Regions from separate parts of the Homo sapiens genome. Here region 1 is linked to region 2. The links are chromatin contacts, found by Hi-C or POLR2A ChIA-PET in ENCODE. All regions are on one chromosome and are shown on one strand. Each heading gives the region's core, a stretch centred on a gene start or an enhancer-like site at or near the end of the contact. The rest is flanking DNA. Distances are from core to core; before and after follow the strand shown. Region 1 overlaps LTBP1 (latent transforming growth factor beta binding protein 1). Region 2 overlaps LTBP1 (latent transforming growth factor beta binding protein 1).

What was found. A loop is a pair of places that touch in the nucleus more often than their neighbours do. ChIA-PET counts read pairs that join two places held with the same protein, here RNA polymerase II (POLR2A). Pooled maps may share reads with other maps.
Region 1: a loop to region 2 is called in a map of endothelial cell of umbilical vein, with 13 times the contacts of the local background. The contact joins two enhancer-like sites. A Hi-C loop is called at or near these places in 2 of 168 maps with a recorded cell type or tissue (ascending aorta and endothelial cell of umbilical vein) and 3 of 50 pooled maps. POLR2A ChIA-PET finds 5 or more read pairs at or near these places in 1 of 52 experiments (MCF 10A).

Annotation. Positions count from the first base shown.
Region 1 is chr2:33,290,316-33,293,015 of GRCh38, forward strand. The region is part of intron 19 of LTBP1 (latent transforming growth factor beta binding protein 1); the gene reads left to right. Among named protein-coding and RNA genes, the nearest start is that of MIR4430, 130 kb to the right of the region's middle. Within about 2 kb of position 1,301, at least 4 of the 41 ENCODE cell types and tissues checked have a DNase peak (open chromatin) inside an H3K27ac peak, as active enhancers do; they include ascending aorta and endothelial cell of umbilical vein, where a contact is called at or near this core.
Region 2 is chr2:33,069,118-33,071,817 of GRCh38, forward strand. The region is part of intron 3 of LTBP1 (latent transforming growth factor beta binding protein 1); the gene reads left to right. Among named protein-coding and RNA genes, the nearest start is that of LTBP1, 120 kb to the left of the region's middle. RefSeq lists an enhancer at 523-1,722 and a silencer at 665-959. Within about 2 kb of position 1,419, at least 14 of the 41 ENCODE cell types and tissues checked have a DNase peak (open chromatin) inside an H3K27ac peak, as active enhancers do; they include ascending aorta and endothelial cell of umbilical vein, where a contact is called at or near this core.

The sequences.
Region 1 (2,700 bases), core at 51-2,550, 220 kb after region 2:
AAGCATAGCACTTCTTATGGCATTGATGGGAGATCTTCCCAAGGGTTGGAAGCTAGAACTGTGGGGGCCAAGCCTTCTGCTATCATTACCACCCAGGGCCCCACAAGTTTGTGTCCTTGACTAAACTGAAGAACACTGAAAGTCATGGAAGGTTTTTAAAGTAGAGGAGCCAACACCATTTATCAGATTTGTATTTTAGAAAAAAGTTTATTCTGTCTGCAAGCTGGATAATGGATTAGAGAAGCCAAGTCTTAGACAAACAAATTAAAAGACTGTGGCAGTAACTCGGGTGAGAAAGAATGAAAGTAGGTGATTTGAGAGATATTTGAAGGGCAGATTGGTATGCCTGGGCAATAACAATGTGAGGAAAGAGGGAGAGTAAAAATAAGGACTCAGGTTTCTGACTTGGGCATTTGAGTAGATAATGGTACTAGATATTGGTGTGAAAAATAACATAAAGAAAAGACAGAGGAGGGGTCAGTTTTGGCCATAAAGACTCAGAGGTACCTGGGGGACATCAAGGAGATGTCCAGTAGACTTACCAGCTGGATGCATGCTTCTACAGTTTAGGAGAGAAATCTGGGCCAACGATATAATGCTGAATTAATTTTACACCATTTGCATCCACCAAGTGTTTTTACGTGTGGTTCCTCTCTGGAGACCTTCCTTCTTTGTAGAGATTCTTTAGTGATATTTTACTGTCTTGCTATTTTCTCAGGAGCATAGTCTCATTAAGGCAATGTACTTTCAGTTCAAACTGTTCTATCTACGGTGATTGGCTTGACAGAATTCTGGTTCCATGCAATTATGTCTATAATAAGTAAAGAAAGAATAAACACATCAGGCTACCCTAGATATTTCAAGGCATTCTGCTTCATCATTAATCATGAGTAGCCTAGAAAAATAGAAGTTTTATAAGTATCTCCTAAATGGTAATCTGCAGTGTCTGTTAATTTACTTTACCTAGAGAAAGTATGGTCTTAGAAATTGATTTTGCTGTTATATTCTACAGCCTTATAAATCACTTTCCCTGGTGCATGAATAATTAAAGAGAGCAATCCATACATTTCTGAGCTTGTTAACATTTTTGAAACAAAACCAGATACTAAACATGACATTTTCCTGTTGCTGTCTGGAATTTCTATGCCTGGTGTCTAGGCTCATTCCCATTATTTACTTTGGCTCCAATGCTTGGCTTCTTCTTTCAAGTTGTTTGCCTTCAGTGTTTACAGAAGTGGATTCCCACAACCAAGGAAAGGGTGGTTAATGAGTCAGTCTGGAAGTGCTATTTTTGTTATCGTGGACTAGAGTCAGCTCACCATAATTAGTGATATTTTGTGAAAGCAACGCAGAGCACCTAGGCAGTGCCATTTCCTTGGCTCTTCTCAGTATGTGCAGGGAACACACCCGTGTGCACACTCACAGATACGTGTTTGCCACATTTTAGTACAACTCCGTTTCTGCATTCCACTGTAAGAAAGAATACAGTCTTAATACAGTGCAAATGCATGCAATCTAGACTCTGGGTTTGTATTGTCAGTGTGCTTGTGACTGCCTTAAGAGGGTAGAAAGCTTTGCTGCTTTCGTGGTGTAGTGAGCATTGAAAAGTGAAACAGATGCTGTCACGTGTCTTTTCCTCCTTGTTTGCCTGGCTTAGGCTTAAGATGCTTTGATTATGTTATAGACCCCTATAAGATTAAGCCTAATTGTGTTATTGTATGTGTAGTTTTAGCATTTTGTGATTTAAGTTTTTCCTCTTTAAGTTCTTGCTTATTGATACCTCACTAGTGTCTGTCACTGTGACATACGGTGGACCTACCCAGGGCCATTCAAATGGAGCACAGAACTTACATGTTTATTTATTTTTGAAAAATAGTAATATGTAGTAGGGACTTAATATTTTTTAATGAAGTAGATTTTAGATGATTATTTTCAATATAAATGCTGTGTTAGCAAATAATAAAAACAAACATCAATTCATACATTCTCTCTTTCTTTAACTGTTTCTATCACTAGATTTAACTTTGCCTGTGACAGAAACTTACAGTCAGGTTAAAAGGATAGGCTTGGGTTCACATCTCAGAACCACCATTTTCTATGTGGCGTTGGGCTGGTTATTGAACTTCTCTAAGCTTCAGTTCCTTCCTCCATAAAATGGTTGGCCCATAAGGATTTTGTTCGGATTAAATGAGATGATGTATGTAAAGCTTTTAATGCCCACATGTAGCAAGTGCTTGATAAAGATTAGGTGCTATTATTATTATCTACCTCTTCAGCGTGTGCCCTACCTTCAAACTGCCCAGTAGGCTTGTGTTTGTCCCTTAGATTACTTGGTTTTTATCATATGGATTCACTGCCATTTTAGAGCTTTTTATTGGACTCTTTTTCACCTTTCTGTTAAAACTTCTCTGTGATTTCTCTGGGTCATGAGTCATATCTTTTGCTTTTGTGAACTCTCCCATCCTATTGAATTCATCAATTTCCAAAATAGACCTCAACCCATCTTTGGTTCTTTGGAAAATGCTTTCTTGTAGAGATGTTGCACTAAATCTCCCGTCTCTTCCTTCCTCCCCCCTACAACAAGCCATCTTTACTTCTTGAATTTATTCACAGAGCATATTTGGTTCCGAGTTACTTTCAGAAGGTAAGTTAAAGTATAGAACCGTCATCCATTTAGCTCACGACAAGCTGCTTTTTCTC
Region 2 (2,700 bases), core at 169-2,668:
TTGTCTGGGAGAGGGTTGAGCACAATACATGACTGTTGATTCCTCTCTGTGTACTTGTTAGGTATCCCTGGTACCCTGAGATGATGGCCCCACTCAAAGCCAGACTTCCGAGAGCCTGGACTGGGGAGAAAGATGCCCCTGGCTCTGTGCACTGATGCCTCCCTCCCCGCCCCACTCCATTCATACCCACACCCTCTCCCTCTAGTCTGCACCTCTTCCTCCTGTGCATGGGAATATCTAGTCCCTCAGTTCCCAAATTTCTGCAGATGAAGCACCCATTCTTGTCATTCCCACTTATGATCCATTTTGATCTAGAAGGTAGTGTTGTCTCCTAGGAGGGCAACAAGCAAGTCTGAGCTGCCTGCCCCAGAGTTTTTGCTGTTTGCTAAGGCATCTCTGGGGTGAACAGAGGGCAGGTCAATGTTACCTGCTGACCTTGAAACCCTTGGTGTGTGTGCAGCACAGCCTGGAAGTTGTCAGTCAAGATTATTCTCAAGCCTCATAGACTCAGGTTCCTAGTACAGACATCTGCATCCAGACCAGTTATCTGCTCACAAAACAAAGTTGAAGAGAACAAGAATGAACATCATGCAGTTTTGATTTTTGCCTCTTCATTCTCCCTTTCCCCCATTTTCATCCACAAATGCTTACTGTCTTCACCATTTTGTGCAATATTAATTTCTCTGGGTTATTTATAGGGAGTGGGTGGGCACAGTGCTTATGACTTAGAATGGAAGACGGTATTCCCCGAAGAGCTCTCAACAGCTCACAGTCTGAGGGAGACCCTGTGGGTACTTGGTCTGTTGATCCTGTTGAAAAGTGAGCATAGCATGTGGGAAAGTGACTCATGGATGTGACTTCACCATTGCCCTCCTTTTAAACTTCTTACAGTGAAAGCATAACCCAGTTCTGACAAAGGTTTTCAGCCAGGGCTGGGCCTGCCTTTGACTCAGCGATGTGTCACATTCTCTCTGCCGGAAACTCTCATTCTTAACACCAGTCATCATGGTCCTGGCAACACACTTTTTGGAGAGGTGTTGGTATTTGGTGGATTTATTTTCTTTTCCAGCTGCCCACAAAAAAACAAACTCAGAAATATCTATTTGTTTTTCCTTTGAAAAGTTTGTTGGAATAGTGTGTCATTTCTCCATCTGGAGCCGTTGTTGCTTTGCCAAGGATAGTTTGCTTAGGGCCATGGCAAGGTGACGGTGGCCCTAAGTGAAGGGTAAAATAACTGGGGCGGCATGCCCGTCTGGGATGGCGAAACCTCTGAGCTGCTGTCAGGCGGTGGGTGGCTAGCCATGGCTGGTGGCCACAGGCCATCACTTCAACTGTGGCTGGGATTTGCTTAAAGAAGTCCTTTAAGTTTCTTAAGTAATGTCTGCCCAGTCACTCACCTAAGCGGATACCTCTTTACTGTTCGGTGATTTTGTGCCAAGAGAATGCCTAGACTTGCCAGCCCACATTGGAAACTTCCCAGAAGCCCAAGGGCCACACCTAATTTACAAGAACTGGAACCCCTATTCCATTCTTTGCTGCTTACAGCTTATGGGAGAGGCATGTTCTAACGGGCTTCTTTCCTTCTAATTTGTAGATCCTGTGCAGGCAGCTCCTTGAAGGCAGGGCTGTGCCTTTCTTGTATGTTTTCTTAGAGTGTTGAGCTCAGAGGAGACCCCAGTAGAGAAGGCACTGTGGCGTGGGGGAGTAACACCTGTTTAGTAGTCAGGGGAATAGGGTCAAAACTCCACGTTGGCCACGGGCTATGAGATCTTGGCCCAGTCAGTTCATTTCTCTGGGCATTTCCTCATCATCCAATTGCTGGGCTGAGTGATTCTCTAAAGCAGTGGTTCTCACCCTTGCTAGATGTATGAGAAACACCTGTGGACTTTTTATTCTTTAATCATACATGATCTGGCCACAGCCACTCATAGTGGGTTCAGCAAGTCTGGGTGGAGCTTGCAGAGTAAAGATTTTTCCAGAGTTCTTTATGGCCAGGGTTGAGGGCCACTATGTGCAGTCCCTGACTAGATAAGCAATGGGAACAAAGAGTGAGTCGTTCAGGCCACTTCCAAGCTTACTCACGTGGCTTTGGGTAGGTCTTGGTTCCTCATGGCTTTTGGCGGAAGGCCTCATTCATACCTCACTACCTGGGCCTCTCCATAGGACAGCTAGCTTGCCTTCCTCACAGTGAATGAGAATGTGGACAAAGTAGAAGCTACAGTCTTTTTGTAAACGCAATCTCAGAAGTGATGTCCCATCATGTTTGTCATATTTTATTCATTAGAAATGAGTCCCTTGATCTGCCTTATACTCTAGGGGAGAGGATTCTGCAAGAATCTGGACTACCAGGCAGTGGGATCATTGGGTGCCATCTTAGAGGCTGCCTTGCACAGCATCTAGGAGGTGGCTGCAGAATGGATTTTGGAGCAGGAACAGGGGGAAGGGAAGCAGGGAATCAGAAGGGTGTGGTCCACAAGCTAATGGAAGGAGGATAGAATTCAAGTATAGGCTAGGTTATGATGTCGTAACAAGTCATAATCTGAGGGGCTTGAAATAACAAAGATTTATTTCTTCCTCATGCAGATAGTAGTTACAGGCTGTTTTGGGCTTTGTGCCATATCATCACACGTGGGACATGTTCATCACGGGTCGTCTGGGGATTCTTCTTTATGTCATTTTCACTGTGGGACCTAAGCTGAC